Linked DNA regions of Homo sapiens: regions 2, 3 and 4 are each linked to region 1. The links are chromatin contacts, found by Hi-C or POLR2A ChIA-PET in ENCODE. All regions are on one chromosome and are shown on one strand. The core of a region is the stretch at or near the end of the contact, and the rest is flanking DNA. Distances in the headings are between cores, read along the strand shown. Region 1 holds the start of RORA-AS1 (RORA antisense RNA 1). Region 2 holds the start of SLTM (SAFB like transcription modulator). Region 3 holds the start of RNF111 (ring finger protein 111). Region 4 holds the start of CCNB2 (cyclin B2).

Region 1 (8,000 bases), core at 3,646-6,145:
TTTAATGCTTTTTAATGGCAATCTGGCAATATCTATCAAAATAAATATATATACGTACCCTCCACTGACAGTTTATCCTACTTATACAAACACATGTAAAAAGGCTGCTCACTGTTTCTAACAGTAAAGGAACGGAAACAAGCTAAATATCAACAGAGGTCAATTTAAAAATTATATACACCCAACTATAGAATACAATACAGCTATAGGCCGTGCATGGTGGCTCATGCCTGTAATCCCAGCAAGTGTAGTAGGATGTGCAGTAAATGGAAAGTTGTTAGTCCTGTTTTTAAATCCATTCTGCCAATCCATCCTTTGATTGGGGAGTTTAATTAATTTACATTTAAGTTATTGATAGGGAAGGACTTACTACTACTGTTTTCTGTATGTCTTACAGCTTTTTTGTTCCTTATTTCTTCCCAGTGAGCATATGTAAGTCTTTAAAGAAGTCTAAGTATAAATGAGAGAAAAGGTAAGAAAGTAATTAGGAGAATATGTGGAGTCCAGGGATTATTTAAAACAGGAAAACTTGAGCATGTTCAAATACTGATTAAGTTGGCCAGGCAGAGTGGCTCCTGGCTGTAACCCCAGCACTTTGGGAGGCCAAGTTGGAGAATCACTTGAAGCCAGGAGTTCAAGATCAACCGGGGCAACACAGCAAGACCATGTCTCTTCAAAAACAAAACAAAAACGAAAAAGTAATCAAGATGACTGAAAATGGGAAAGAACAAAGATAGAGGAGTAAGAGGGGACAACGGACAGAAAAGATAACTGAGAAAGCAGGAAAAGATGGGGAGATACGTTTCCTCCACTGTAAAAGGAGAAACGAAGAAAGTAAATGTTGAGCTTCCCTGGGGGAGTTTCCTAATTCCTCATTTGGTGTATTTATACATTTTTCTAGTAAACTCAATTACTTGGTTTCCGGATTCATCAACAACAGAGTAGAAATAGTCGATCAAAAAGCAAAGAAGAGCTACTACAGGCAAGTTGGCAGTAAGAAGTAAAAATTATCACTTAATAGTCATTAAATATCAGAGAGGAAAAAAACCTTTAGCAATTTGGCAATATCTATTAAAATATAAACTGTACATATTGTCTGACCAAACAATTCAATTTCTGTGAGTATATCTTACAGAAATAACTATAAAAATTCACCAATATATTGTTTTTAATTACCAAAAAAAAAGAAGAAAAGGGAACACAACGTTTTGCAACACAAGACTAGTTAAATGAATTAAAAGTACATCTATAGGCTATATAGTGAGGTAATATGCAACCATTAAGATTGAACTAAATGCTGGGGCATGAAAAGATATTCAAAATATCACTTTAAATGACAGATAATTGCAAAACAGTTTTATAGTATATTTTTAGTATGATCCCATTTTGTATTATATACCTGTATATGTATGTGTGCGTGTACACGTTATAAACAGTATACTGCTTAGTACTATACTAAACAATTATTAGTATAATATTGGTACCATACTAAAACATTTATTGGTATAAATGTTTCCATAGTATTATACTATATTGGTACAGTATTATAAAAATATTGGGATAGTTTAGCATAGTATTATAAAATACTATAAAATTGTTTTGCAGTTCATGTGTGGAGAAAGGAATGAAGGTCTGAAAAGATAAATACCAGTGTTAAAAGTTGTTTTACTTTAAACATTTCTATAATTTGAATGTTTAATACTAGAGATACACATAAAACTTCAACTATCAGAAAAACGACCATCAAATATGGAAATAAATAACCAAATAAACATATTACCTGTTGGATAAAACACGTAGTTCTTTTAAACTTGGAGCCATGGAATGATCTTTATAATTTTCTCGAGAGAAAAATGTCTTAAGGCCATTTTTGGGGGAAATATCCCTGTGAAACAAAGTAATTTACTTACATTTGACAATTCAAAATCTCATGCTAGACTATGACACATAATGGCACAATTGTAACTTACAATTTCATACCTTCTTACCCCCCCATCCCCAGACAATCTCTTCTTACTATGTTTAATTTCATATACCAGATCTGTGGGCTTAGAAGTGTTACTTCTTGGATAGCTTTAAACCCAGGCCCATTATGGAATTCTCCAGCTCCAATAATCAGCTCTACATTTTCTGTAGTACACAATTAAATAAATGTCACAGAGACTGGAAAGTTAAAGATAGAAAAGACTGAAGTATAATCAAGGGTCTGTCAAAGGCTGGCCTCACTTCTGGCTCTAGGACATAACATTAAGATACTTGGTTGCTGAAAACACTTCTCAACTTATTTTTGTTTCATGCACTACTGTGCTGAGCCAAAAGACACTACAAAGACTAAATAGCCTAGCTATTTTGTTTACTTTGGCAAATGGGATAACTGGTTTGCTAAAACCACCTCAAAGGTGATATGATTTTTCATAACACCATAATTAATTTAGAGACTAACATATTATATTCAATGCTTTCCATATAGTTAGGCATCCAAAAATGCTGTTTGAATGAAGGAATTAAAAACTTGAAAACACTGAATCCATTAACGTTACTAGGGAGGACAAAGGTCAGTAAAATTCCGTGGAAAAGGATAATTCCAAGGGCTACAATATTGTGCAAAGGTTCTAAACCACAACTAGTTCCACAATGCCGGTGGTATACAAGAGCATCTGTGCTACATCTGAATGCATACTTTATAGCACTGGCAAGGAATGCAAATGTGCATACCTCTTACCTAATCAAATGGTAACTTCTGGGTGTCCTAGTGCCCAGATAGGAAATTCTAGCATATTTGCTCCATACTCTTCTCCTTTTTAAACTGTTCTTAAAGGCATTTATCCAAAAAACTATATTAAGGTATTAATGGTAAAATTAGAAAGTCTTATTTGCTATGCATCAGTATAGTTTCTTATTACCTTGTCGTGGTATTGTATCTGTGACATCTCAATAAATTCTTAAGTTTCTGCACATCATATAAAAACAAAGTAAAGGGTCTCAGGGATTGTGAGCTCCCTGGGGATGGGAGTGTTGTTAGCAATAAACAAATACTCAATGAACATACTGACTTAATAGTCTGAGTCAGGTACTATTTTAATACTCTTTGTAACCATTTATAACATTTGATCCTCCTTGGCTGGCTTAGTAAATGTGTGTTAAAATGAACTAAAGCAGCACATGTATTAGCTAGATGGCTACAAAACCACTATATTATTTAACCAGGTTCTCTATTTGCAAAGTTCTCATACACTTTTAAAATACAGTCTATGCATTTATATCATTTGATATAGATTTCAATATAACAAAAAGCATGTCTATTCTTAAAGAGGGTCTTTTTTATTACTTGTATGGAAATGGGCCAAGGTTCTTGGACTCAAGAAAATTCCAGTATCTCTCCTTCACAGGAGACCAACAATAAATACCTGAGGGAATTATACCTAAAAATAATTTGAGTGCTGAACTGTGTTGTTCCACTATAGGAGTGGAAGTACAGTCAGCCATAACTCTAGCATTCCGTATGTGAAGATGAGGATAGGGTAAATTCTGAGACCCTAAACTTGTATTTTCTGTTTCCTCCAAATCTCTCTATGCCAGAAATCTATTTTCTTATGTCAACCATCAGCCCCACTACACTCCTCTTCAGTGGATTACAAAGTGGCTACAACTCACCAATTCAGTCCTGGTTCACTTATGACCATCTTGGAGCTCATCTTCCTAGATTTCTGCTTCACTCTAGCTCACAGTTCACAGCTGCCTGGCTGCGAAGGCTCCAAGAGGCAGGATCCCTCCAGAACTTACTCAGCTGAGTAAAAACAAAAGGCCAAGATCAAAAGCAAGTGATTGGCTAGGCCAGGTGCTATTAGGTGAGGAAGAATCTCTCCCTAAACATCTACCCTCAACAGACTGTGGCACCTAAAACAGAATACAGCAGACCCAAGGTTCTTTGTAGCAGAGCAGCAATGACGATACAGGACGAGCCCTTTTCCATTTAATCTACGCCGGGAGTGTTACTCTCAGGACACTCACTATGGAAATAAGAGCTGAAACAGAACGGTGTTCTCATTGCTTACATACTAGGCCACTTGATGGCATGGAACGGGAAGTCAACTCAGTTTTCCATTCCCTTACTGCCAAAATAAATCTTTTGTTTTCCCGACCATGCTTTGTTATGGGGCAGATTCTGGCAGGCACTTTATGACAAAAGCTACCTCGATATCAGGAATCTTAGGCCTTTCACAAAGAACCTCACATTTGAGAAGACTTGAGGTCAACTTAAGTGACATTTCACAAGATCACTTACAGACATCATCAGGACTACAAATCAGGCTTGATCTCTCATGTTCAGTACTTCTCCTGTGACCCCAGGCAGACTGATAAAGTGACCTGCGAGAACCTAATCAAATTTAGGAGTCGGTCTCTCGACACCGAACGGGCCCGACCGGCTCCCACTTAATCTACCTCTCACACTTCGACCCAGTGTGGAGCTGGGGGGGAATAGTCGAGGAAGGCAAAAGAAACGGCTGAGGGAAAGGGGACGCAAAGAGAGGGGAAACAAGGTTCCAGAAAAGCAGGTAAAAGGGCAAGCAAAGCAGGGGTAGGAGCCGCGCAGAGCCAGGAGCAAAGGGTCCTGGCCCGGCCGCCATGTTCCCTCCTCCCGCCCCTGCATGAGCACGCCCGCTGGCCCGGCAGCGCCCTCCCGTCCGCGTCTGGGCTGCAACACAGCCTTTCCGCCCACCTCATGGTCCGCGGCGGCTCTTGCCCAGGCCGCAGCCACACACCACACACGCTCCACCCCACTCCTCACATTGTCGCGCGCGCCCAAAAAAGACCATATTTAAAGGATGTGGCCGCGCCGACTCGGCCCTGCGTGATGACGTCTCAGCGACATAGTGGGCGGGGCCTTGCGTCTTGACGGCTGCTCCCCTCCTTTCCTCCCGCCACAAGCGCTCGCTGTGGTTCTGGCAGCGAAGTGCGAGACTGGGCTCGCCAGGCGGAAGTGGTTGGAGACTGCGTGTTTTCCTAGAAAGTCCTCGACCTTCGTCGGGGAGAGGAGGGGAGTGATAAATTGGAAGGCGGACAAGCGACAAGTGCGGTACTGGAAAGACCCAAACATACTTGGTTGTGACCTCAGGCAAGTTTCCTGACTTCCGTAACCCAAACTCCTCATATGTAAAATGGAGATGAAATTGTTACTGCTGCATCATACGGTTTTTTGGAAAGGATTAAATGAAACAAAGGAAGAAGCTGTGCTCTGCACAGTACCTGGCACATAGTAGGGCCTCATTAAGTGCTCCTTCACCTCCGCTCCACTCCCCATCCAGTTTTAGCTGTGAGTTCAAACACTAGTTTTGTTCTCATCCATTACGGAAAGATTTATTGACCGTAAACAGAGTACTTTGTGCTTGGTGCTGGGTACACATGGACTAAGACTGAATACTGATTTTTCCAGTGCTTTGGATCTCTGGCAATCTAAGACATTTACATTAAATACAATAGAAAGTAATAAACTACATAAGAAAGGTGTATAGATTGAGGTTAGAGGGAGAGGAATAGCTAGTGTGAGGGACAAAACGCAGTTTTGAATAGTATTGAGTACTTACATGTCAGTTGCTGCACTGAGCACCTGCCGTGTGAGCTCATTTGAAGAATGTGGGTATGTGGAATGAAGAGAAAGGGCGTTCTAGACAGACCAGCACAAGTGTCAAAAGACAAAAATTTGACACATCTAAAGATCTCAGTTGGCCTTATTGCGATTCTGGAATCAGGCAACACTTCATTCCATAAAATGGAATGAGTGTCCCAATGAGTGGAACAGAGGAGGTTGGCATTACGGACAGAAAAAAGGTCTGTAGAAAGTAGAAACAAAGAACAAAAAGCAGATTGATCATTTCAAAGTTACTTTCCTGGTAAGGTGGAGACAGACAGTACAATAGAAAGATAACTGATTGGTTAACATCAGGTTACTTCAAGTTACTCTTTGCTGTAGGGACTAAAACAGAGGAAATTCATTATCTTGCTGATTGAAAATTGAAACTGGCCTGTTACCTCTGTCTCCTGATTTCTTGGAGGGCCACATAACTCAGTTTCGGTGTGGTGAGCCTGAGTGATACCATTTTTATTTTAGTCTGGTCTCTTGGGGTCTAGTGCAGAAGTTCTAAACAATGGCCTCCTATAATTTTTTTTAATACAAGGAACTGCATAAACTTATTGCATAAACAGAATCTAGTGTGTGCTATTAGGGAAGCATGTTCTACATTTTATTTTAAGACAGAGTCTCCCAGACTGGAGTGCAGTGGTGTGATCTCAGCTCACTGCAACTTCTGCCACCTGGGTTCAAGCGATTCTCCTGCGTCAGTCTCCCTAGTAGCTGGGACTACAAGTGCATGCCACCACACTTGGCTAATTTTTGTATTTTTTTTTTAGTAGAGATGGGGTTTGCCAGGGTGATCTTTAACTCTTGACCTCAAGTGATCTGCCCACCTTGGCCTCCCTAAGTGCTGGGATTACAGGTGTGAGCCACTACCCCTGGCTGACATTTTAGACTGATTTAGAATATTGTTAGAAATTATGTTAATGTAAAAAATATGCTACAGGAAACCATAGGTAGTTTATTTTGCCTGGAATGCAAGGTCTCTGAAGAGTAGTAGAGGAAAAGGGGTTGGAAAAACTGGTTGAAGCTAGAACACGTAAGATTTTATAAGCCAGACTAAGGAAGTTTGACTTTATTGCATAAGAAATAAAATGCTAGGAAACAAACAAACAAAAAAGCTTACATAATGACACAATCAGAACTGGCTGGCTGTGCTTCAGGAAAGTTCACCTGGCAACCTACGGAATTCATTGAAGGGAGGAGGCCAGTTAGGAGACAGTGTTTGTGAATGCTTAAAAAAATCAACCACTACAATGCCTGGCACTGTGCAGATAGCATTTCTTTTTTTCTTTTTCTTTTTTCTTTTCTTTTCTTTTTTTTTTTTTTTTTGAGATGGAGTCTCCCTCTGTCGCCCAGGCTGGAGTATAGTGGGGCGATCTTGGCTCACTGCAACCTCTGCCTCTCGGGTTCAAGCGATTCTCCTGCCTCAGCCTCCTGAGTAGCTGGGATAACAGGTGCATACCACCACGCCCGGCTAATTTTTGTATTTTTAGTAGAGACAGGGTTTCACCATGTTGGTTAGGCTGGTCTTGAACTCCTGATCTCGTGATCCGCCCACCTCGGCCTCCCAAAATGCTGGGATTACAGGCGTGAGCCACCATGCCTGGCTGCAGATAGTATTTCTTATTAGGTAAGTGATGTGGATGGCTTGTGTAGGACAAAGGCAGCGTAAAAGTTCATGTGTTGGGTACTGTCTCACAAAGCATGCAGTCAGGAAGAGTTGGGGACACCTGACCTGGCCTGAAGGAACTGCTCTAATTGTTTAAGAGCTCATGCTGCTGGGAGGTACCTGCCCATGGTAGTGTGATATGGTAGCATTACCATACAGCTCTGTGTTGAGATTTCAGATCATCACCAAACAGTATGCTCTGAACTGGTATATCTGAGTTTCAATGGTTGCAAGATAGCACACAGAATCAGAATTTTTAGAATCAGAACACGATTTGGAGATTATCTAGTCCAACCCTCTTGTTTTCCTTACAAGGAAATGGGCTCGTTTCAAGATTGTCAAGTGACTTTTCCAACATCACATGATCAATGATAAAACTGATACTAAAACTCAGGTCTCATAATTCTTGCCAACGTGTGCATTGTGCATCTTCCCAAAATTCATATCTTATATGAATATGTAATTCATATGTCATATTATAGGAGCCTAATGGCCTCCTATAATTTTTGTTTACTACAAGGAATCCTAATGGTATTTGGAGGTGGTATCTTTAGGAGGTAAGTAGGTTTAGATTAAGACACAAGGGTGCAGCCCCAATGATGGAGTTCATGCCCTTGTCAGAAGAAGAGAAACCACAGCTCATTCTCTCCCCCAAGTGAAGACACAGCAAAAAGGTAGCCATCTGCAAGCTAGAAA
Region 2 (8,000 bases), core at 3,158-5,657, 1.5 Mb before region 1:
AAACCCGTCTCTACTAAAAATACAAAATTAGTTTGGAGTGGTGGCGCATGCCTGTAATCTCAGCTACTCGGGAGGCTGAGGCAGGAGAATCGCTTGAAACCGGGAGGCGGAGGTTGCAGTGAGCCGAGATCACACCATTGCACTCTAGCCTGGGTGACAAGAGCGAAACTCCATCTCAAAAAAAAGAAAAGAAAAGAAAAACGGACATCACATTAAAACAATATTTAATATATCCTTGGTTTTCAAATCTGTTCATTATTGATATTTTAATAAGTTTCCCTATACAAATTTGGTTTCTAAAAGTTATTATTTAAACATCTTAATTCTTTTTTAAAATAGAGATAGGGTCTCACTATGTTGCTCAGGCTGGTCTTGAACTACTGGACTCAAGCGATCCTCCCACCTTGGCCTTTTGGGATTATAGGCATGAGCCACTGCACCCGGCCTAAAATAATCTTATCACTTTGTAAAATGGCAGAGAAAACATCTCTGCCATTTTAGAACTCTGCCATTTTAGAAGGCTAGAACTGAGTTGGTATGACGCATTTAAGCAAAACTGGCTCTAAAGATGATCAGTAGCGCTTGGAATTTGAGACAAGAGCATTCTTTAATAAGTAAACTGGGTTCAAAATCTCTCATATTAAAAATAATAAAAATAAAATAATTGAATCAATAAGCATCTTTATTGTAAATTAATTCAAACTGTTTGGAGTTGGAGATTTACATTATATTCTTTGTAATTCACAAGATTTTCATAACAATGATAGCCGGATTTCAAGAAGACTAGAGCTTTTTGTCATGCATCTCTTAGAATGAGGCCTGCTACAAACAAATGATTGAATGTTACAACTTCTTTTTTTTTTGAGATGGGGTCTCATGCTGGACTGCAGTGGAGTGACCTTAGCTCACTGCAACCTCCACCTCCTGGGTTCAAGCGATTCTCCTGTCTCAGCCTCCCCAGCCTCCCGAGTAGCTGGGACTACAGGCACGCGCGCCACCATGCCCAGCTATTTTTTTTTTTTTTTTTTTTGTATTTTTAGTAGAGATGGGGTTTGGCCATGTTGGCCAGGCTGCTCTCGAATTCCCGACCGCAGGTGATCCACCCGCCTCAGCCTCTCAAACTGCTGGGATTACAGGCGTGAGCCACTGCACCCGGCCCCCAAATGTTACAACTTCTAACTGAATACCTTAAGACCTCTTAACATCAGAGTTATGGAATAAAGTTCAAGTATAACCCATACAAAGAAAAAAATTAGCAAACATACTGATAAAAATAAATAATGTTTACTTATTTAAAATGTTGTGGTGGCACATGCCTGTAGTCCCAGCTACCAGGGAGGCTAAGGTGGGAGGGATCACTTAAGCCCAGGAGTTTGAGGCTGCAAAGAGCTAGGCACCACTGCACTCTAGCCTGGGCAACAGAGCAATACCCTATTAAAAAATATATATATATATCATATATGATATATATACACCTATATATAATCTATATATCATATATATAGATATATATACCTGTCATAAAATGTATTGAAAAAACCCTTAAAATTTTATATTGCTGAAATTATTTCTAATAATAAGAGATAAATGATGTTCCTAGTCAAAACTGAAAAAGGGATATACAGAGAAATTAAAAGTAGGTGAGAAAGGAATAAATCATGTTTATTTTCAATGCTAAAATAATAGTCAACTCAAACAACCTGGGACTATGATTAATACACAGTACCTGTCAAACTAGCACAGCATGCTAGGTAAAAGATATGAATCAAAACTACTGCAAGACACATGGTTAATTCCTGATATACTTATTTCTGAATTTCTATCGTTTTCCATTTTGAAATAGCCTCTGGTTTGTTGGCAGTCTTCTCATGACAAGCTTCTTTAAATACAGAAAATGTATCTCTCAAAGTGATACACTGAGTCAGAGTTATCTTAAAAGCTACCTTTAAGATAACTTTTTTACTTCTCTAAACTACATCCCCACCTCTCCCAGGGAATGCTTATTAGCCCTTTTCAATTTCCTTTGGCACAAACAGGGGACTCTCCTAACCTAGGAAGACTTAAAATAGTGAGTTGTCCTCATCTCTGATACCCAGGTGTGCTTAAGATCAAAATTTAATATTCCCTTTTCAATATTAATCCATTCATTTTATTTTAGTTGCAATCATTCAGTGGTTGGGAGTAACACTTGGATCACTTAAAGCAGTAAAGAAAATTAGATTACAAAAAATGCAGCAGCTGTTCATGACAAACTCTGCATGAAAATTGTAGGTAAAGACCAGAATCCAGATATATCATGTCCACCCTCTGCCACTGTCCTTATAGGAGGGAGAAATTTGCAGTTATTCAAATAAAGGTTTCATTTACCAAGAAGCTTTAAAAAATACCTAAGTTCCATTCATACTGCAAAACGTTCATTTAAAACCACTTTTAGCTAGTCACTAAATCATTATATCCTAGAAATAAATATATTTTGCTCTAGCTTAAAAGTTAAAAATAAGAATCTTTAACATCCCTATAATTTAAAACTTTTTTAAGCTAATTAATCATGGATTTTTCCCTCTACCTTGTTAGTATGATTGGTGAGGTCTTTTTGAATTTCACTAAAAATTAGGAGGTATAATGGCATAAATGCAAATTAAGTTCACCAAGTCAAACAAAGTACTAAACATAAAGGTTATAGAATTTTAATATACTAAAGAAAACAGCAAGGAGGCAAGGTAAAAGATTTGGTAGGAATTCCATCAAAACTCTGCCAATTGTGGGGCAAGGTAGACATGTGTTAAACTGTATTTTATTCAGGTCTTCACACTATGAAGCATCATTACACAACTTGACTTTGTAATTTTTTCCGGAAGCAATAAAGAACTGTTCTCACTTTCTAATCAGCTTCAGCCGAATCTTAAGGGCTACAAGTCACCCAAAGCCTGGCAACAGTAACTTTTCTTCCTTGACCCAAGAAGGCAGACTGCCAGAGGGAAATAGCAAAGAGTAGCACTATATAAACAGGGCAAGAGGCACAAGAGCAGAGGCAAGTTATATAACCAAAATATATTTTAAAACATGTTCATAACTCGTAACAACCTTTGCCTTTAGTTGGTTTCTTGTTTGGAGTATCAGTTGAAACAGTTAATTCAATATTATCTGGATCGCCTCCTTCCTCTTCAATAGCCTACATTAGAAAGAGAAGTTAATATGCTACACAATCTATCTAAACTTATTTTATAAAAACGAAATGAAAAAAAATTTAGCAAACCTCAAGCCTCAAGACATTAGAATTGCCAGTCATTTCATCAACCGACTTCAAAAATGAGCAATTAAACTACACGAAAGAGTGAGAGAAACTTTCAGGGGAAAAAAATCATTAGGTATCAAAATCGCAAGGAGTTTTAAATTCTACCGTGTCAAGATAATTAAATATCACATCATACTGGCCAAAAATCCAAATATGTTCTATTGCAGAAAAGTTGCTAGCTACTAAAGTAAATAACTAAAAAGAGTTTTCCTAGTTTCTGTAATGCAAACTTACTGCTCCTCTGCTACAATTCCAACGCTCACTCAAACCAGAAAGCTAATCAGGAAAGAAAAAGTAATTATTGCGCTGATGCAAAAACTAAAAGCCTAGTGGAAAACAAAAACTCTGTCACCCACCCATCAACTCCCACTACCAATTCCCCCTCAAGATGGGGAAGAAACGGTTGGGCACAATTAAACGGTAACTTCGCAGAAGTCACCAAAGTAACCATTCCCTCTGAGGCCAAGAAATGCACACGCTCACCATGGCTAAAGGCTGGGGAGCCAGCGCCTCCCAGGTCTCCGCGATCGCCCTTGGGAGGCCGCGCCGGCCGGCCGCAACCCTCGCAGCCTGGCGGGGACGTCCCGGGGAGGCGGAGGCACGCTGGGCTGCGGTGGCCGGTCCCTCGCAGGCCCGGCCCGGCCCGGGGCGCGGGGCGGGGGCACCGCGGAAGGGTCCCCGTCCTCCACGCTCGCGGGAGCCGCCCCTGGCCTCCCTACCATGCCGTTCCGCAGGTCCCAGCGGCTGCGGGCAGCCGGAGGCTGCGGCGGAAGCGGGGCGCCGAGGCGCGGCCTAAGTTCCCCTTCCCGGTCCTTTCCGGTCCTCGCCGGGCCTCACCTGCTTGAGTCGGGAGATGAGCACGGTCTTGACTCCGGTGATGTCTAAGTTCCGCCGCTTCAGCTCGGACTTCAGATCGATGACCCGCAGATCGGTGATCTTTTTACCTTCCGCCTGACCCGAGGCGGCCGAGGCTGCCACCGCACCGGTAGCGGCAGCCATCTTAGAAGAGCAGCGCGCTGCCGAGGCAGCGAGTGGGCTGCAGGGCGGCGGCAGCAGCGCCAACTTCCACCCAGGCCTCGGCGGCCGCCGGCGCCGCGCAGCGCTGCGCACAATGAGCCGCTGGCCCCTCCCCCGGTCCGCCACCCTAGCGCAACCTGCAGCAGCAGCCGCCAGCACCCGGATGACGGCCGCGCGTGCGCGTTGGCGCAGGGACCGGCAGCGGCGCGCTCGGTCGAGCGGGCCGCGGCCACTTGGGCGGTGCGCTCCCTTGTGTGGACTGGGAGGTCGGGCACGTCCTACCGCAGCAACGTCCGCCGCGCCGCCGTTCTCTCGTCGCTTCGTTAGCCATTTTCTTGCAACGTCTTGAGTCTTGAGCAACAACGATGTGCGGGCACTGAATGACATAGTGCGCGCGTTACTCAACACAAACCGAGGGGGCGCGTGCGCGCGCTGAACCTCTCAAGGAAATACTTTATCAGTTCTGCTGAATAATCGAAAAATTGTCGCCGGTGTGCACCAACGAACTAGGTTCCCCGAGTTCCATTCAAAAGACCTCAAAGCAGTTCTAGGGCTGTTAGTCCAAAGAATAGGAAGGGCTGGCCTTTGACACATGGCTCATTGGCTGTCTCAGGAGAAAACATCATCGCCCTGCCCATGGCAGCTTAGGTTATTCTAGGGCTGCCCTTCCTCACTTGAAAAACAGGAAAACTTCTTTCTTGTTGGCCTCAGGTTTGCTATCCTCCCCGGTAGACCTGATGGCTCAACACGAAATTGTTCAATGAAAGAGAAAACTAGCTTATAAGTACTTGTTGCCGTTATCATATACTGTGTTCACTATTTTGCCCCCCAAAATTTGGGATTCCAAGAACAGTGAGCATCTTCTTATGGAGGATCGGCCTGTACAAGTGAGTACCTATTTGTAATTTTACCTTGTATTATTCATTATCAAAGTGCAAGCATTGATAAAATAAAACGATTCTATAAATTCCATAAGGTGATTATGATGCACAATTAACTATACTGTATTTCCTGGTTTTACAACTTAAATTCCTGAGATCTGACTCACTTTAGGTTACTTTTTCTGATTGGCTCAAAAAAAAGGAAGACTGGACATTATAAAAGAATACCTGACATTAGGGTAGTTCTTTACAGTTTATAAGGCACTTTGACGTACAGTAACCCCCTTAATCCTTCCCAAGTCTGTCAAGTAAATCTCCGTGAGGCTTAGAGAGATTAAATGACTTGCCCATGTTCACACAGCTGGTATGTGGCCGAGCTGTGCTCAAATCCCAGGCTCCTGATTCCAAATCCAGCTCTGTCTCTGCTACAACATTGGATTCACAATAATAGAAGTTTAGAATGCAAGACTCCTTAGAAATCTTCTGGCCCATCACTTGAGGTCAGGAGTTCAAGACCAAACTGGCCAAGATACAGGGTTTAGTAGAAACCCCGTCTCTACAAAAAATACAAAAATTAGCCGGGTGTGGTGGTGAGCACCTGTAATCCCCGCTACTCGGGAGACTGAGGCAGGAGAATCACCTGAACCCGGAAGGCAGGGGTTGCAGTGAGATCCGGCCGCTGCACTCCACCCTGGGCAACAGAGCAAGATCCTGTCTCAAAAAAAAAAAAAAAGTCTGGGTGCTGTGGCTCATGCCTGTAATCCCTGCACTTTGGGAGGCTGAGGTGGGTGGATCACTAGAGGTCAGAAGTTCAAGACCAGCCTGGCCAACATGGTGAATCCCCATCTCTACTAAAAATACAAAAAATTAGCCGGGCATGGTGGTGCATACCTGTAATCCCAGCTACTTGGGAGGCTGGGGCAGAAGAATCGCTTGAACCCAGGAGGCGGAGGTTGTAGTGAGCTGAGATCACGCCATTGCACTCCAGCCTGGGCAACAGAGCTAGACTCCGTCTCAAAAAGAAAAAAAGAAAAAAAAATCTTCTGGCCCAGCCCTCAAGATTTTAAGAGATTTATCTGGGAACTTACAGTTACACTCTCTCTTTTTTTTGTTTTTGTTTTTATTTTTATTCTTTTGACAGGGTCTCACTGTGTCACCCAGACTGGAGTGCAGTGGCGTGATCATGGCTCACTGCAGCCTCAACCTCCCAGGCTCAAGTGATCCTCCCACCTCAGCCTCCTGAATAGCTAGACTACAGGCGCCTGCCACTATGCCTGGCTAATTTTTGTATTTTTTGTAGAGACAGGGTTTCACCACGTTGTTGCCCAGTCTGGTCTCAAACTCCTGGGCTCAAGTGATCCTTCCCCCTCAGCCTCTCAAGTAGCATGCCAGCACACCCAGCTAATTTTTCTTTTCTTTTCTTTTTTTTTTTTTTTTTTTTGTAGAGACAGGGTCTCACTATGTTGCCCAGGCTGGTCTCAAATTCCTGGTCTTACACTATCCTCCTGCTTCAGCCTCCCAAAGTGCTGGGATTACAGACGTGAGCCATCACACCTAGCCCGAACAGGCTTTTAAACCTTTCCTACCTTGAAACATCTTCATTTGACTCAGCTATTTCCTTTTGACAATAGTTACATTATTGTGTACTTATCTTAATGAAAAGCACATAGGTTATATTAAATAGTGATGGGGAGATAAATCATATAGATGTCTCTCTGAAGATAATGAAGATGTTTGACAAAACACTTTGAAACTTTTTTTTTTTTTGAGATGGAGTCTCACTCAGTCGCCCAGGCTGGAGTGCATTGGCACAATCTCGGCTCACTGCAAGCTCCGCCTCCCGGGTTCACGCCATTCTCCTGCCTCAGCCTCCCGAGTAGCTGGGACTACAGGCACCTGCCACTATGCCTGGCTAATTTTTTTGCATTTTTAGTAGAGATAGGGTTTCACCGTGTTAGCCAGGATGGTCTCGATCTCCTGACCTCATGATCCGCCCGTCTCGGCCTCCCAAAGCGCTGGGATTACAGGCGTCAGCCTCTGCGCCCGGCCTACATTTTGAAACTTTTTAAAACATAAAAACCATAAAAGAAATAACAAGGTAATGAGAAATTACTGGGCCAAAATTTGAGAGAAGGCTGAAATCTAGAGAGATGAGACCACCATTTGGAATAAAAGAAGCTGTTTGCTAATGCTGAAAGACAGGTGAGATTTGAGCACCACTTTTGGGTGATTTAAGGGATAAAAGGTGGAGCCGAGTCTGCCAAAGGAAGGGGGCCTGATTTGCCATCCCAAACTTAGTTTTTTTGTTGTTGTTTTTTGGGGTATTTTTGTTTACTTTGTTTTTTTTGAGACGGAGCCTTGCTCTGTCACTCAGGCTGGAGTGTCGTGGCCCAATCTCAGCTCACTGCAACCTCCACCTCCCGGCTTCAAGTGATTATCCTGCCTCAGCCTCCTGAGCAGATGGGATTACAGTCATGCGCCACCGTGCCCAGCTAAATTTTTGTATTTTTGTAGAGACGAGGTTTCACCATGGTGGCCAGGCTGGTCTTATGCTCCTGACCTCGCTGTTCTCGAACTCCTGACCTCGAGTACTCTGCCTGCCTCGGCCTCCCAAAGTGTTGGGATTACAGGCATGAGCCACCGTGCCTGGCCCCAGACTTACTTTTGAGACACTAAAGGACTGCTCTCTAGAAGAAAACATGAACTTAGAGTAAGGAAAGCCTTGCAAAGACTGCAGCCATCTTGATGTCATGCTAATGACATGAAGTCATGTTGTAAGACCTAACGGTGTCATATTAATGCCACTG
Region 3 (8,000 bases), core at 3,428-5,927, 1.5 Mb before region 1:
AGTGGCACGATCTTGGCTCACTGCAACCTCCACCTCCTGGGCTCAAGCAATTGCCTGCCTCAGCCTCTTGAGTAGCTGGGATTACAGGTGCCTGCCACCATGTGCGGCTAATTTTTGTATTTTTAGTAGAGATGGGGTTTCACTATGTTGGCCAGGCTGGTCTCCAACTCTTGTCCTCAGGTGATCACCCTTTTCTGCCTCCCAAAGCGCTGGGATTACAGGGATGAGCCGCCACACCCAGCCCATATAGAAAATTTTAATGAGAACTGTGCTACCTCAACTAAATCAGCAGTTATGGAGTCTATAGCACTTTTCTTTCAGTTTTAAGTTCCAGTGATATCTTCATATGCCAAGAAGAAAATAAAATATTCTGAATCACGAAGTGTTCTGATTAGTTCATCTCTGAGATCCTTTTAATTATTTCCAAAGCTTTACATCTGAGGAAATAGTTCACTAAATACTTTCAAGAATTTCCCAAGATCTTCTAACTCTTGCATTACATCTTCAAACTTTTCTCCATTTCTTCCAAAGAGCTCACGAAGCTGACCACATAATTAGTTACTCTCACTTGCAGACTTTATACAGTTGTGAACTATGCAATGGATGATGGGCATACCAGTCTTTCCTTCTGACTTTGATAGTTTGTAGAAATTTTCTTATTACCCTTGATTGCAGGTAACTCACTAATTCAGCCCAGTATTTCCATGTTTAGACCAAACTCCTCAAATTCCTGTCAGGCAGTAGTTAGATTCTGCTGGCCCATATATGCAGACTAATTTGGTAAACATTATTTGGCTGCAGTTTGAGGAAAGCAGAATTTGGTTTGGAGTGCATTTGGAAAAACTTGATCTCTCCACAAGTGAGTAAAATTAATTTTCAGATATTTAAAGTGATTTGATTAAGGATTTCTGGTTTCTTCTGGCAAAATTGAGATTAGAATCCCAATCTTCTTATTCAGTACAGTTCAATAAATATTTGAGTGCTATTTTTCTACTTAAGAGAGAAAGACATTTTCTCTGATTTTAAGTTTTGAGACAGGTATGTATGTAAACAATCATAATACTTAGATGTATGTATAAAGCTTGAAGAGAGTACTAAAACTGGAGTAAGTCCATTTCAAGGGGTGGGGAGAGCGGTAAGGAAATGCTTCATGGAAGACGGCTTGGAGGAATGGGTAAGAATTTGTTAAGCAGATAAAGCATGGGTGGGAAATGTGGAGAAAGGGGGTGAATTTTGAGACAGAAGGAACTGTGCAAAGGCAGAGAGATGGAAAAAGAGAGACATATATCTACAAGAATATGGAGTTAAGATCGGGTGAGTCTTGAACCTTGCTGGTATTCTGAAGGGTAAGAAACAGTAGAAAAAGAGAGAGGAAAGATAATGGAAATAAAAAGATGGTCAGTTGAAGAAAGTTCTTATGTAGGCAGAGGAAATGAGATCCAAATCTCACATGGAAGAATTAGCCTTGGATAGGAGAAAGGATAGCCTTTCCACTGAAACATGTGAGAGGGAAGAAGTGAGATTGTACTAATGCAATTAGGTTTGTTAGCTTCATGGGGAAAATTGATAGTTATATAGGAATAATATATATATATATTCTTTTACATATATATTATATATTCTTATATATAACATATATTCTTTTATATATATAATATATATTATATATTCTTTTATATATATATTATATATATATATATATATTTTTTTTTTTTTTCCTGGAGAATTACAAGAAGTTTGAGAAGTCCACCGAGGTCCAGGAAGGGTCAGGGGACAGGATGGGAACTAGGGCTGGTATGAAGTGATACTGAAGAATCTGGATTTTGAAGGGCTTTATTTGTCATGCTAAGGATTTTTAACTTGAAGGTGATGGAGGATCATTGAAAGATTTAAGCAATTTAATGTCTAATCAGTTTCTGCCATACTCTAACTGTGGCTTAAGGTTGAGTTTGGGGTGGTGTGGTGACAGTGGTGGAAGCAGAAGCATAGAAATCAGAAAATTGTTATGTGTAAATTAGGTGAGAGCCGCTTCTCACCCGAATCTACCATTATTCTTCTAAATACAACTGCGTAACACCTGTCCCTTCAACCTCACTCCTCTTCTGCTCTGGGCTTTGATTTGTTGCCCTTCTGCCATTATGGTAGTGACTATTCTGATTTTTAAAATCTCTTCTAGTCACTCTCCGCCCAGCATTTTCCAAAGCTCATATGTTTATAGATGGCCCTACCTCATGTTTCATAAGGAAGTCAAGGTCATTCAGTGAACAAGCCCTCAATTTGCCCCCTGAAGCTAACATACCTAAACTGCAGTCTTCTTCCTTCTCACCTGTTTCAGTGGAAAGGCCATCCCTTCTCCTATCCAAGGCTAAATTTCCATCTGAGCTTTAAATCTCATTTCCTCTGGCTCCATAGGTATTTTTCTCCATTGCGCATCCCTTTATTTTCTTTATCTTTCCACTCCTTTTTTCTACTGACTCTTTTCCTTCAGCATCCCAACAGGGTTGAAGCCCTCACCCTTTTATTTCATCTGGGGTTTCTCAACTGCATTATTAACATTTTCGGCCAAAGAATTCTTTGTTGTGGAGAGGCCAGCATCCCTAGCCTCTATCCTAGTGGATAGATGCCAGTAGCCACGCCCCTCCTCCCTGAGTTGTAACAAACAGCAATGTCTCCGGATGTTGCTAAATCATCCCAGCTTCAGAACCACTGATTTAACCCAATATATCCAAAATATTATTTCAACATATAATAAATATTAAAAAGTACTGAGATTTTTCAGTCTTTTTTTGTATTGTACCTTTGAAATTCGATGTGTATTTTTCACTTAAAGCACTTCTCAATTATTTTTATTTATTTATTTTTTTAGGGAGACGGAAAAGGAAAAGGGGAGGGGAGAGGGAGAAGAGGAGGGAGTCTAGCCACATTTTAAGTGCTCAGCAGCCACATATGGCTGGTGTCTACCTAATTGAAGAACACAGGTCAAAAGCTTCAGAAAAAAGGTTAGAGCTGGAAATACAGGTTTGAGAAGTCATGAGATAGTAACAGTTAAAATCAAGGGAGAAGATAAGATAGTCCGGGCAAAATTCTATGTTTAAGAGTGAGAAAATAGGAGGATTGAGGAAAATCCTAGTCGAATGCTCTTTTAGTTTTCCCACACAATCTGCTATCCTTGATCATTATTGTAATTTTAAAATCATTTGTGTGTGTGTGTGTGTGTGTGTTTTGTTTGTTTGTTTGTTTGTTTGTTTTGAGACGGAATCTCACTCTGTCGCCCAGGCTGGAGTGCAGTGGCACAATCTCGCACTCACTACAACCTCTGCCTCCCGGGTCCTAGCAATTCTCCTGTGTCAGCCTCCCGAGTAGCTGGGGTTACAGGCGCCCGCCACTACGCCCGGCTAATTTTTTGTATTTTTAGTAGAGACAGCGTTTCACCGTGTTAGCCAGGATGGTCTCCATCTCCTGACCTCATGATCCGCCCGCCTTGGCCTCCAAAAGTGCTGGGATTACAGGCGTGAGCCACCGCGCCCAGCCTTTTTTTTTTTTTTCTTGGAGACGGAGTCTCCCTGTCACCCGGGCTGGGGTGCAATGGCTTGATCATGGCTCACTGCAACCTCGGCCACCCTGGCTCAAGCGATTCTCCTGCCTCAGCCTGCCGAGTAGCTGGGATTACAGGCGTCCGCCACCACGCCCAGCTAGTTTTTGTATTTTTAGTGGAGAAGGAGTTTCACCATGTTGGCCAGGCTGGTCTTGAACTCCTGATCTCAGGTAGTCCACCCGCCTAGGCCTCCCAAAGTGCTGGGATTACAGGCGTGAGCCACCGTGCCCGGCCAAAATCATTTGCTTACTGAATGATACGGAAAATATGAGTGAACAAAAAAAGTATTGAAAAAGATGAGTTGATGGCAAAGGGAGGGAATTAATGTTTAGTGAACACTTAATTGGCAAGTAATGTTCAGAGCATTATATAAATTGTCTCATTTAATCTAACAAGAACCTTTTGAGGTAAATACGTTATCCCAATTTATAGAGGAGGAAACTAAGATTTATAAGGATCTCATCAATCAGAGAACTCTTAAGTGGCACCACTGGACTTTGAAAGGAAGTCTGCCTGATGGACTCTGAAGCTCATCCTCTCTCTATCCTCCTAATGCATATAATGACGCATTTGTTATCTACTGACTTTTATAAAATAAACAAGGAGGCTTATGCGATTGTACAGCCCGAGTTCGCAGGAGATATGTGACCACTTTTGATCTGATTCCGGAAGCAAATTCACTTTAACAGTGAGGTGCCGTGATCTTTATGTCATTAGCGCATATGATATGGGTATCATTTGTTGTGAAAGACACTAACCCATGATGTTTTTGTTTACGTATATCTGTAAATGTATCAATTCTGTAGTTGGTTAATTTTTAGTTACGAAAAAATGAACCAAGATGTAGTCAAGATTTGGCTTAAATGTTGAACGCATAATCACCAAAGAAAATTAAATAATGAGCTTTGTGACACCTTTCAGTTCGCCAACAGACTGATAAAACCAGTACAAAGGGGGAGGGCCGGGACCGAGGGGGCGGGACGGTGAGAAACGGGAATCGAGCAAGCGCAGAAACAAACAGATGTTAATGGAGGCGTGAAGGCTACTGCGCTCTCACTTTCCGAACTGTCGTAAAGAGCCCTAGTGTCGTGCTCTCCTCGGTAGGGGAGGAATTGGTTAGGCGGCGGCGGCGGCGAAGCGGCGGCGGCGGCTGTAGGGGAGCAGCGGCAGTGGCGGCGACGGCGAGGAGGTGTTCGGTTTGCGCAGCGTAGAAACGCCCGCAGCTTCAGAGAAGGAGTTCTTGTGGGACCAAATTAGGCATTCTGAACCCACGCCGGCTTAGCTGGGCCGAGTCCAGGCGCTGCCGCACGTACAGTTTTGGTGGCGGTGACAGACACTGTTCTTGACTCTAGGGGCCTATTAGGCCGACGTCTGAGGCGCAGATCGCTGGCTCTCGACGCATTACTCTTTACGCCTTACATTTCTGTCTTCCTTCCTGGGTCAGTGATTCCCGGACCCTGGAAGAGAAGAGGGTGGCTAATGATTAAGGTGAGGGGAACGGGGGGGGAGGGGATCCATTGGAGGCCGCGCGTGCGCGCAACGGGGGAGGGGCCGGCCTGGAGGGGAGAAAGAGGAAGGGCTGCGGCCGCGGAAGGCTGGGGTCGGTGACCGGCCGGTTATCTCTGGCTCGGTGGTGACTTAGGGTCTGGGTCTCCGCAGACGATTTGTGTTTGGGCAAGGCATTCGTCTACCGACACACCCACAGCCTACAGTGAGGGAGTGTGGGTGAGGGGATTTCTCTCCCACTTCCGACTCTCCCTAGAGTCTCAGGATGGGGGCTGAGGACCGAGGCGTGGGAGTGCGATTTGACAATGGAGTGATGAAGGTAACCCGGACCCGGGGAGTTGGAGGGCGCTAAGTCAGCCCTGACGGCTAGGGAGTCGCCTGCTGCTGCTGTGATCAAGGAAACGTAGTCCGCGGAACAGCTGAAATACAGACGCGTCAGATTTTGTATGGAGTTGGCTTGTTGGTCATTTAAAAAGAAACTGATGTTTTTACTATTGTCCTTCGATAATTTATCAGAGTCAGTGTCAGTGCTATAGTGGGAATATCTGTTCAGTGCAGCAGAAATAGATTTGTTACAACAGTTCTTAAATAGGTTATAGTAGATAGATCTTTACAGATGGGTATTTCTCAACCTAAGTTTTGATTATTCAAAAAATACCAGAAAGTATGAGGTATTCATTTAATTTGTTCGTGTGTGTGTTGTGGGGTGACTCCATTGTGTTGTTGTAAGCTTTCCTGTTTCTTGATTTATGTGCGGCATTAATTTAGAATTCTCTTGAATGGTAAGATGCCAGCTGACATAGACTACGTTTTGTAGGATTTCCTGTAGCTTTTGAATGTGACTTAATCTAAACTTTATTTCATTTGGTATTTTATCTATAATTTTCTTGTTTTAGGGGCCTCTTGAACTAAAAAGAACAAACTGGGAAAAACATAAGCTAAGGTTCCATTTCCTTTCCCATTTTTGTTGTGTGTGTGTGTGATGGTTGTAAATGCTTGAATGTGATTTTGAGATTACCATACACAACTTCTGTAACGCTGGACTTAGCTTTATTACAGTAAAGATACATCTTTTGATAGTTTATTACTATATGTATTTTTGTAAAAATCTTCATGTCAGTATAAGCCACATTGTTTCACCCTAGTCTGGTTATATTTGTGAGGTGAAACAGATGGATAAGAAGGAAGCCCTTTTACTTTTACAATCATTTTAAATTGATTGTTTCTAAAGCCTTGATTTATCTTATTTTGGACACTTTCTTGCCATTTAACCTTGGACAAATGACTTTATCATCTCTCTCCTGCTCATTTGTTTGTGACCAAAGATTCACAACAGTATTCTAAGAATTGGTGAGGGTGTTTATAAATCTAAATAATATTTTAGGAAAAAGTAGGAAGAATGAGTCTCCTTGTTTATCACGGGTGCTATATCATGTGCAGATCCTTCTGTCACTTCTTAACTTTTGTTTGGTGTCTGTTGGCCACTTGTTTGCTAGTTATTTCACCAGACATAGAACTGGTTTTTAAAGAAAGGTATAAACAAAGTGACTTCATTTTGGTGAAAAATGCATTACAGCAGAGGTTACATCTTAACGAATTTCACTTTGGTACTCCATTTCTACAGATTATTGAGAGAGAGCTGTTGTGATGTTTAAGAGAAAAGCACCTTGCTTGTATAAAGCTAAGGTGCAGTCATTTAGCAGATACTCCTAGTTATTTTACTTTAAAATAAAAAATATAAAGGAAACTAATTGAATCAAACCATTTAGATTTTTAGATGTTTCCTTCTTTTTTTTTTTGTTATAGTTTAAAGAGAGGTTTCTGTATCATGCTTTACTTGAGGCATACTTATGTGCCCTTCTTTTGACTTTTTCTCCCCTTTTGGGCCAAGACTTCAGTAGGAAATAAAAGAGACCATCTGAAAAATGATAGCAGTTAAAATATGTTATAACTTGACATTACCGTTCTATGGGTAACGTTATCTTATGAAATAATATAGGGCTAAGGACAGGAGATCTAGATTTTAGATCTATCTTTGCTTGCTATACATTAGATCTCCGAGTTTATTGTTAACCCTCCTTGGGCTTCAGGTCTCTCTGTTTAAATGAGAATTGTAGAATAGATAACTTTCGTTTTCTTTAGGTCCCAAATTTAATGGTTTGTATATCTAGTTAGGTTTTTGGTATTCATTGTTGTGTTTGTCGTAATTGAATCCCCAGAAAGAAATGCTGTACAAAAAGCATCAATTCCCTCATGAAATGTGTATGTGTAAAACCTGTCATGAAGCTGTGGGCCAGGCGTGGTGGCTCACCCCTGTAATCCCAGCACTTTGGGAGGCCAAGGCGGGCGAATCACTTGAGGTGACCAGTCTGGCCAAAATGGTGAAACCCCATCTCTACTGAAAATACAAAAAATTAGCCGAGCTTAGTGGTGTGCGCCTGTAGTCCCAGCTGCCTGGGAAGCTGAGGCAGGAGAATGGCTTGAACCTCGGAGGCGGAGGTTGCAGTAAGCGGAGATCGTGCCACTCACTGCACTCCAGCTTGGGCGACAGAGCGAGACTGTTTCTCAAAACAAACAAACAAAAAAACTATGATTGTTGTTCCACATATTATTGCTATTGTTGTCCCATTGTAGATATTAATTACTGAAGCTTTAATAGCTTTCAGATGGTACTAAAAATGAAATTTTTTATTACTCCTGGTAACATTTTAAAAATCATCTGGAATAATTTGTTTTTCTTTCAGAAACCTGTAATTATTGTTCAGTAAAAGTCCACAATTACATTTGAATGTCTTATACCTCTGTTTGTTTCTTTCCTACATCCTACAGATTCTTGGTAACAGCTGGCCCAGGTTTCTACAGGTACTCAATTTATATCATTACATGAGGAGTGAATTAC
Region 4 (8,000 bases), core at 4,680-7,179, 1.4 Mb before region 1:
TACCCTTCTGCACACTGTTGGTCTACAAGTCATCTGAGGGCATCACTGGGTCTGGACAATCCATTTCTAAGATTGCTCAGTCCCCAGGCTGTTGACAGGCAGTCTCAGCTCCTCACTGGCTACTGAGAGAGTTCACTTCTTTGCTACAGGAGCCTCTCCAGAGAGCTGCTAGAATGTCTTTACAACAGGGTAACTTGTTTTACCCAGAACTACTGATCCCAGAGAAAGCCAGGAGGAAGCCACATGCCACTTTTTGATCTAGTCTCAGAAGTTACACTTTGTCCTTTCTGCCACATTCTATTTCTTAGAAATGAGGGTAACTAAGGGCAGGCTATACTCGAGGTGGTGAACTAGGTTCCACCATTTGAAGAAAGGTGTAGCCAAGGATTTGTGTACAAATTGTGAAAACACTCTTATCCCGTATATCAAGACCCAGCTTCAAACATGTAAACTTCTGTGGGCAAAAATTCTTTTTTTTTTTTTTTGAGTGCAGGGGTGCAATCTCAGCTCACTGCAACCTCTGTCTCCCGGGTTCAAGCGATTCTCCTGTCTCAGCCTCCCGAGTAGCTGGGATTACTCGTGCCTGCCACCACACCCAGCTAATTTTTTGTAGTTTTTAGTAAAGACGGGGTTTCACCATGTTGGCCAGGCTGGTCTCAAACTCCTGAACTCAAGTGATGGTGGTAAACATTCTATCAGACTGGCCTCAGTGCTTCCTAAGGCTTTGAATTACATCTGATCCATAGTTCAGCACCAGATGATTTCTTTTACCTGCAGGAGATAACCAAATGCCAAAATATCTCTTTGAAATGACGAAGGCAACTCAAATTTCCCATATGAAAAATCTACCAGGATAACATCATTGAGAATTCAGTTTACAAATGATCAGAAATCACAGATACTGTGCTATGTTTTCTTAAACTGTGATCCCCCTGTGAAACCAAGATGATAAGACTATTCCAGCAAACGAAAAGCTTATTTGGTGCAACGACTTGGAATGCCCCCAGGTAAGTGTATTTGTTACCTGTTTTGTAACAAACCACCCCCAAATTGAGTGGTTTATAAAACACATTTATTTGCTCACAGTTGCGTGATTTGGGCGGTGCTGGGCAGGCATAGCTCATCTTTCACTGTGGTATGACGTTTCCTCATGTGGCTACATTCAGCTGCAAGTTCTACTGAGACAGTGTCCACGTGGCCTCACCTTGCATATCTGACGCGTTAGCTGGGATGGTTAGGACAGGTGATAATGCGCTGGGCATTTCTCTCAATGTCATCTCTAGAAAGGAATAGCTTGGGTCTCTATGGTGGTGACGCAGGACTCCAAGGGAGAAATAAACTGCTTCCTAAGACCCAATCCTGTTACTGGAACAGCATCTCTTCTTTCACATTCTGTTGGTTAAAGTAAATAACAAGGCTAGCCCAAATTTAAGGAGAGAGAAAATAGATTACACCTGTTCACAGAAGGCACTGCAAAAAAAAAAAAAAAAAAAAAAAGGGGGGCACTCTTTCATCCACCACAGTGAGGTAAAACAAGCCCCATTGTTTTGTTAGAATACCTAGCACAAGCTTTCTGAACGCATTTACTTCTCCCCCCAAACCAAAGCTTTGCATATAGAGAAGCGCATGTGCAAAATGATTTATATTCTCAGAGGAATCAGCAGTGAAAGAACTTTCCGTTTCCCAGTGTGATTGATTTATTATTATTATTATTTTTTTGAGACAGAGTCTCACTCTGTCACCCAGGCTGAAGTGCAGTGGCGTGATCTTGGCTCACTGCAACGTCCGCCACTCAGCCTCCCAAGTAGCTGGGACTACGGGCACACGCCACCATGCCTGGCTAATTTTTTTTTTTTTTTTTTTGTATTTTTAGTAGAGAAGGGGTTTCACTGTGTTAGCCAGGATGGTCTCCATCTCCTGACCTGGTGATCCACCCGCCTTGGCCTCCCAAGGTGCTGGGATTACAGGCATGAGCCACCATGCCAGGCCTCCTAGGGTGATATTTGAAAAAAAGAAATTTATGGATGGGCTGGGCATGGTGGTTCATTCCAGCACTTTGGGAGGCTGAGGCAGGAGGATCACTTGAGCCCAGGAGTTCGGGATCAGCCTAGGCAACATAGTGAGACCCCCATCTGTACAAACCATTTAAAAATCAGCCAGCCGAGTAGTCCCAGCTACTCGGGTGGCTGAGGTAGGAGGATCACTTGAGCCCGGGGGATTGAGGCTGCAGTGAGCTGTGATCACACTGCTGCATTCCAGCCTGGGTGACAGAGGGAGACCCTGTCTCAAAACAAGAAGTTTGTGTGTAAGGTTTTAGGTTAGTTACAGTGAGAAGTACAAAATAAGAAATATTATCTTCATTTTTAACACCTGTAATCTCAGCACTTTGGGAGGCCAAAGCCGGAGGATCTCTTGAGCTCAGGAGTTTGAGACCAACCTGGCAACATAGCAAGACCTCCTCTCTACAAATAAAAAAATTAGCTCGGTGAGGTGGCTCACTCCTGTGGTCCTAGATCCTCAGGAGGCTGAGGTGGGAGAATCACTTGAACCTGGCTGGTCAAGGCTTCAGTGAGCCATGATTGCACCATTGCACTCCAGCCTGGGCAACAGAGCAAGACGCCTTCTCAAAAAATAAAAAATAAAATAAAACGTGTTAATACAGATTCAATTACTCAATTTTGACAATGTCAAGTCGGTTAATAAAAGCACTATGCCCAGCCTAGGCAACACAGTGAGACCCTGTCTCTACAAAAATTTTTAAAAATTAGCTGGGAGTGGTGGCATATACTTGTAGTCCCAGCTACTCATGAGGCTGAGGCAGGAGAATGGTGTGAGACCAGGAGTTCGAGGCTGCAGTAAGCCGTGACTGCACCACTGCACTCCAGCCTGAGCAACAGAGCAAGACCCCGACAAAAATAAATAAATAAGAAAGCACCTTTACCGTTCATAAAAAAGCCCTATGAGTAAGCAAGCATTGTCACTTTTATGGTTGTATCTTTTGATAACATATCAACATAAAGCAAAAATATTTTACAACTTCAGTGCACTAAAACATCTATTTTTCTTTTCCAAGACTTTTCCATAGGATACCTAGTTTTTAGTTATGGGATGATTATGGATAGGCTAACATCTTTTCACATAGTAGCTGCAATTATTCCTGTTTCACCTAAGAGGAAACAAGTTCAGAACTGTCAGATGCCCTCCAACCAATAGGGATTGAGGCAATTTAGGAATTTAACTTTACATAAGTCTCGTCCAACCACACTGATTATTCGTCCCCAAGTAACAGAACCATTTAAGAATGATGGGAAAGCTCGGTCAAATTTTTATTTATTTATTTTTGAGACAGAGTCTCACTCTGTTGCCCAGGCTGGAATGCAGTGGTGCGAACTCGGCTCACTGCAACCTCTGTCTTCCAGGTTCAAGCGATTCTCCTGCCTCAGCCTACCGAGTAGCTGGGATTAGAGGCCTGCACCACCACGCCCAGCTAATTTTTGTATTTTTAATAGAGACTGGTTTTTACCATGTTGGCTAGGCTGATCTTGAACTCCTGACCTCAAGTGATCCACCTGCCTCAGCATCCCAAAGTGCTGGGATTACAGGTGTGAGCCACCATGCCAGGCCTTCAGATTCTTAATGGAACCTGATATCATGGGTGTTAGATCACTCCTTTCCTCTTTTCCTTCTCTTTTCCCATTAATCTCACTTTTTCCTTTCCTGTTTCTTTTTCTGTCTTGATCTTCACCTGCTTCTTTTTACAAGGGCAACATTAATACTGTTCTCTTTGGACTGTGCTAATCCTCCCACTCTTCTGCTCAAGACTGGTGTCACACCTTGTTTTTCATTCTTAAATCTTACATACATCATAAGATCATTTATTAGATGAATATTTTTTAATTAATACACTTAAATTTTATTTCAGTAGCTTTTGGGATATAAGTGGCTTTCTGTGATGTGGGTGAATTATATAGTGGTGAATTCTGAGATTTTAGTGTGCCCATCACCTAGGTAGTGTATATTTTATCTAATATGTAGGTTTCTATCCCTGTCTCCCCTTCCACCCTCCCTCTTCTGAGTCTCTAAATTCCATTATATCACTGTGTTTGCCTTTGTATATTCACAGCTTAGCTCCCACTTACAAGTGAAAACATACGGTTTTTGGTTTTCCACTCCTGAGTTACTTCACTTAGAATAATGGCCTCTAGCTCCATCCAGGTTGCTGCAAAAGACATTATTTTGTTCCTTTTTATTGCTGAGTAGTATTCCATGGTGTATATATACCACATTTTCTGTACCCACTCGGTCGATGGGCACTTAGGTTGGCAATTGTGAATTGTGCTGCTGTAAACATACATGTGCAAGTGTCTTCTTCATATAATGACTTCTTTTCCTTTGGGTAGATACCCAGTAGTGGAATTGCTGGACCAAATGGTAGAACTACTTTTTGTTCTTTAAGGAATCACCATACTTTTTTCCATAGAAGTTGTACATTCCTACCAGCAGTGTTTAAGCATTCCCTTTTCCCCACATCCACGCCTACACTGTTTTTTGACTATTGTTTTTTGAGGTTTTTTTTCTTTTTTAGACAGGGTTTCAATGTGTTGCCCAGGCTGGAGTACTGTGGCACAATCATGGCTCACTGCAGCCTCAGACTCATGGGATCAAGGGATCCTCCTGCCCCAACACACGGCCCCCCGCCCCCCGCCCCCCGCCCCCCTCCCAGTACCTGGGACTACAGGTGCTCACCACTACACCCGGCTAATATTTGTATTTTTGTAGAGACGGGGTTTTGCCATGTTGCCCAGGCTGGTCTTGAACACCTGGGCTCAAATGATCTGCCCAACAGGCCTCCCAAAGTGCTGGGATTACAGGTGTGAGCCACTGCGCCCGGCCTTTTTTTCTGACTTTTTAATGATGGCCATTCTTGCAGGAGTAAGGTGGTATCTCCTTGTGGTATTAACTTGCATTTCTTCGATGATCAGTGATGTTGAGCATTTTTTCATGTATTTGTTGGCCATTTGAATATCTTTTGAGAAATATCTATTCATGTCCTTTGCCCATTTTTTGATGGCATTATTTTCTTTCTTGCTGATTTGAGTTCCTTCTAGATTCTGGACACTAGGCCTTTTTCCGATGCATAGTTTGCAAATATTTTCTCTTAATCTGTGGTTGTCTATTATTTCTTTTGATGTGCAGAAGCTTTTTAGTTTAATTAGGTCCCATTTATGTATTTTTGTTTTTGTTGCATTTGCTTTTGGGGTCTTAGACATGAATTCTTTGCTTGGGCTGATTATTAGACGAACATTTATTGAGCACCAACCATATACGACAAACGATGTACTAGGTGTTGGGAATACAATGGAGAACTTACATGAATCACCAGTCACACAAATCTCTTTTATCTTTTTTTTTTTTTTTTTGCCTTACTTGAGAATTTGGGTTTTTGAGTAAACGCCATTATTCTCTCTTTTTTTAAGCACACTTTTGCATCTCAACCACCTAACACACTGCATCCCTGAGCAACCCGGAGGGGCCGGTTCCTGCACCCAGGCCAACACAACTTAAACCCCAACACACCAGAAGAGGAATAAAGGCCAACCAACTTCCGCCCACCCACTACAAACGTCGAGAGAAATTCGTAGATGAGGCCTTGTCAAAATTCAGAGGCGTCCTACGTCTGCTTTCCCAATGAGACAGTTCCTTTTTGTTTGTCTCAGAGACTGGGGTTTTTTTTTTTTTAAAAGACTGTAGGCAGAAAAAACACCCCAACCGGCTGTTGTGACAATCAAACGTGTCTAAGAAAATTCAGCCAATGAGAGTGCGAGAGTGCATCTTGTGTTGGCCAATGAGAACAGCGACCCGTGCGCAGGGCCGCCCAATGGGGCGCAAGCGACGCGGTATTTGAATCCTGGAACAAGGCTACAGCGTCGAAGATCCCCAGCGCTGCGGGCTCGGAGAGCAGTCCTAACGGCGCCTCGTACGCTAGTGTCCTCCCTTTTCAGTCCGCGTCCCTCCCTGGGCCGGGCTGGCACTCTTGCCTTCCCCGTCCCTCATGGCGCTGCTCCGACGCCCGACGGTGAGTGTGCCCGGGGACCGCTCTCAGAGGCGAGTCCGTCGGCCCCACAGCTCCCCTGTCGCTTCTCTCATCTGCTCCGAGCTTCTCCGTCCCAACCGGGGCTGCTTTTCTCTTCTCCGGAGCTCACTGCTTCGCCCGCGTCCCTGGCCCTGCGGCCGGTCCTCTCCGGCCCGCCTTTCCCCGTCTGGATTCCGCCCTCCCCTAACCCCTCCCTGCCCCGGGGTGGGAGAAGTGTAGGAAAGCGCTTCCGAGATGGCGCCTGTCAAGTGAGCCCCCAGAGCACTAGGCCTAGTACTCAGCGAGCGATCCCCGAGTGCTCTTCATTGCTAGAGAGTTATCTACTTCCACGTTCCTGGGATTTCCCTCCCCCTTTCTTACAACTCCTTGCCAACTAAGGGACCTGTGATGGCGGCTGGGAGGAGGACTGGAAGGGTTCTGTAGGCAGTAAAGTGTACGGCGTGTTTCATCAGGCAACTGCCAGGCTGTTTTTCAGATTGTTCACATTTCTTTTTGTATGAGTTTCCCATTTATTTCGGCACGCTAAGTCTTCCATGCTACGTTCACTAATAAATGGGTTTGTCCCCTTAAAAAATTAATTTCTTTACTCAAATGTAACAGAGGTTTTTGAATATAATTTGGACCAATGTGGCAGACTGAGAGAAAAGGGTCCAAATTCATTTATTTCATCCTTGCAGAGATCAAAGTGTTATGGTGTTTTGGGTATTTTTCCTGTGGGCTTGAATTGTACCGGGACCTACTTTTTTCCTTTGCCGAAAGCTAGAGGGCCCTGACACACCTGAGTTCCATCATCTTGGCTATAAGGTTAGATAAAAGCTGCCAATTTTCCTATCCAGATGAATTTAAATTGAGTCACATTACCAGGCTTCTACCCATAAGCATTACATTTTCAAACACTTTTTCAGATTGGCAGTTGCTGCTGGAAGAAATTGAAGTGTGACTTTTGAGAATCCTAATAGATTGAATACATTTAGCATTTAATTAATATCCTTTTGTGGATCTAAGTCCAACTGACAAGTAATTTTTTATAATAATGTATTCTATAACGTTATTTAATAGTCAAAACCTTTCTGTTCAGGGAAGGCTTGAGTTTCCCTGGCCCCTCTCTCTGCCTGGTAGATCCACTCAAACCCCTTGTTGGGAGTTTTATTAGAGTCGGGACCCTGAACTCTCAGGGATAGGACATGCTGGTTTTTTGCTTTTTTCTTTTTTAATGAAATGTTTATCACTTCTATAATAAACTTTTTTTGGTATGAGTTGCTTTTCCTAGCAAGTTTTATTTCCAAGCACATTATGTCTAAAGCAGGTTAAGGTCAACTGACAATTTTTATTTCATACAATTCCAACCTTCCCTGAGTTTGGGAGCTAAAACTATATTACTCAAGAAAACTACTTCCATTCTAAATGTCCTTAATATAAGAGAAAATCCATTCTATGGCAACCTCATTTTAAAAAGCTGTAGTTCTAAAAGATCATGCATACAGGAGCATTTCTTATTTGTGAAATGGCATAAGAATCAAAGCTAGTTTAGGTTTTAAACATCTGGTTTTTAAACAACCAGACCTATTATTAACTATTAATATTATAGCTTTATTATTTTTCATCTTAATTTACTTTTTACCAAGCTCTGTAAAGGAAGGTTTTTAAATATATGCCTTTAACTTGCAGGGATCTCTAACAAGTGATATGGGTACTATATGAGAAATAATCATTAAATACTAATAAGCTTTGAAGTTCTCTTACAGGCCCACTTGAATACTCAGAATAGCTTTGCAAGGTTAGTGGGAGGATCTTTATTACGGATAAAGTAGATGGGTGATTTGCCTAATTTAGAGTGATGTTATTAATCACAAATAGCATTTTTAGACTTCCTGAAATGTACCTTTTCCATCTTGCAAATAGATCT

Evidence for each region. Hi-C counts contacts between places; a loop is a spot of excess contacts on that map. ChIA-PET counts read pairs that join two places held with the same protein, here RNA polymerase II (POLR2A). Pooled maps may share reads with other maps.
Region 2: a map of B cell shows a loop between it and region 1 (20-fold over the local background). The contact joins the promoter of SLTM here to the promoter of RORA-AS1 in region 1. A Hi-C loop is called at or near these places in 3 of 168 maps with a recorded cell type or tissue (B cell, CD4-positive, alpha-beta T cell and naive thymus-derived CD4-positive, alpha-beta T cell) and 13 of 50 pooled maps.
Region 3: a map of CD8-positive, alpha-beta T cell shows a loop between it and region 1 (4-fold over the local background). The contact joins the promoter of RNF111 here to the promoter of RORA-AS1 in region 1. A Hi-C loop is called at or near these places in 2 of 168 maps with a recorded cell type or tissue (CD8-positive, alpha-beta T cell and naive thymus-derived CD4-positive, alpha-beta T cell) and 8 of 50 pooled maps.
Region 4: a map of CD8-positive, alpha-beta T cell shows a loop between it and region 1 (4-fold over the local background). The contact joins the promoter of CCNB2 here to the promoter of RORA-AS1 in region 1. A Hi-C loop is called at or near these places in 1 of 168 maps with a recorded cell type or tissue (CD8-positive, alpha-beta T cell) and 6 of 50 pooled maps. POLR2A ChIA-PET finds 5 or more read pairs at or near these places in 1 of 52 experiments (GM12878).

Annotation. Positions count from the first base shown.
Region 1 is chr15:60,474,283-60,482,282 of GRCh38, forward strand. It overlaps RORA-AS1 (RORA antisense RNA 1), which reads left to right and starts at 4,896. Exons shown (of 6, transcript NR_120342.1): 1 at 4,896-5,116. It overlaps ICE2 (interactor of little elongation complex ELL subunit 2), which reads right to left and starts at 4,860. Exons shown (of 16, transcript NM_024611.6): 1 at 4,721-4,860; 2 at 3,655-3,787; 3 at 1,781-1,885. The coding sequence starts at 3,695. RefSeq lists enhancers at 3,692-3,811, 4,134-4,661.
Region 2 is chr15:58,929,272-58,937,271 of GRCh38, forward strand. SLTM (SAFB like transcription modulator) reads right to left here and starts at 4,408. Exons shown (of 21, transcript NM_024755.4): 1 at 4,133-4,408; 2 at 3,085-3,172. The coding sequence starts at 4,294. RefSeq lists silencers at 3,765-4,024, 4,395-4,574 and enhancers at 4,075-4,314, 4,605-4,744, 4,765-4,854.
Region 3 is chr15:58,982,986-58,990,985 of GRCh38, forward strand. It overlaps RNF111 (ring finger protein 111), which reads left to right and starts at 4,678. Exons shown (of 14, transcript NM_017610.8): 1 at 4,678-5,083. RefSeq lists a silencer at 5,397-5,561.
Region 4 is chr15:59,099,217-59,107,216 of GRCh38, forward strand. CCNB2 (cyclin B2) reads left to right here and starts at 5,930. Exons shown (of 9, transcript NM_004701.4): 1 at 5,930-6,076. The coding sequence starts at 6,053. RefSeq lists an enhancer at 5,453-5,742.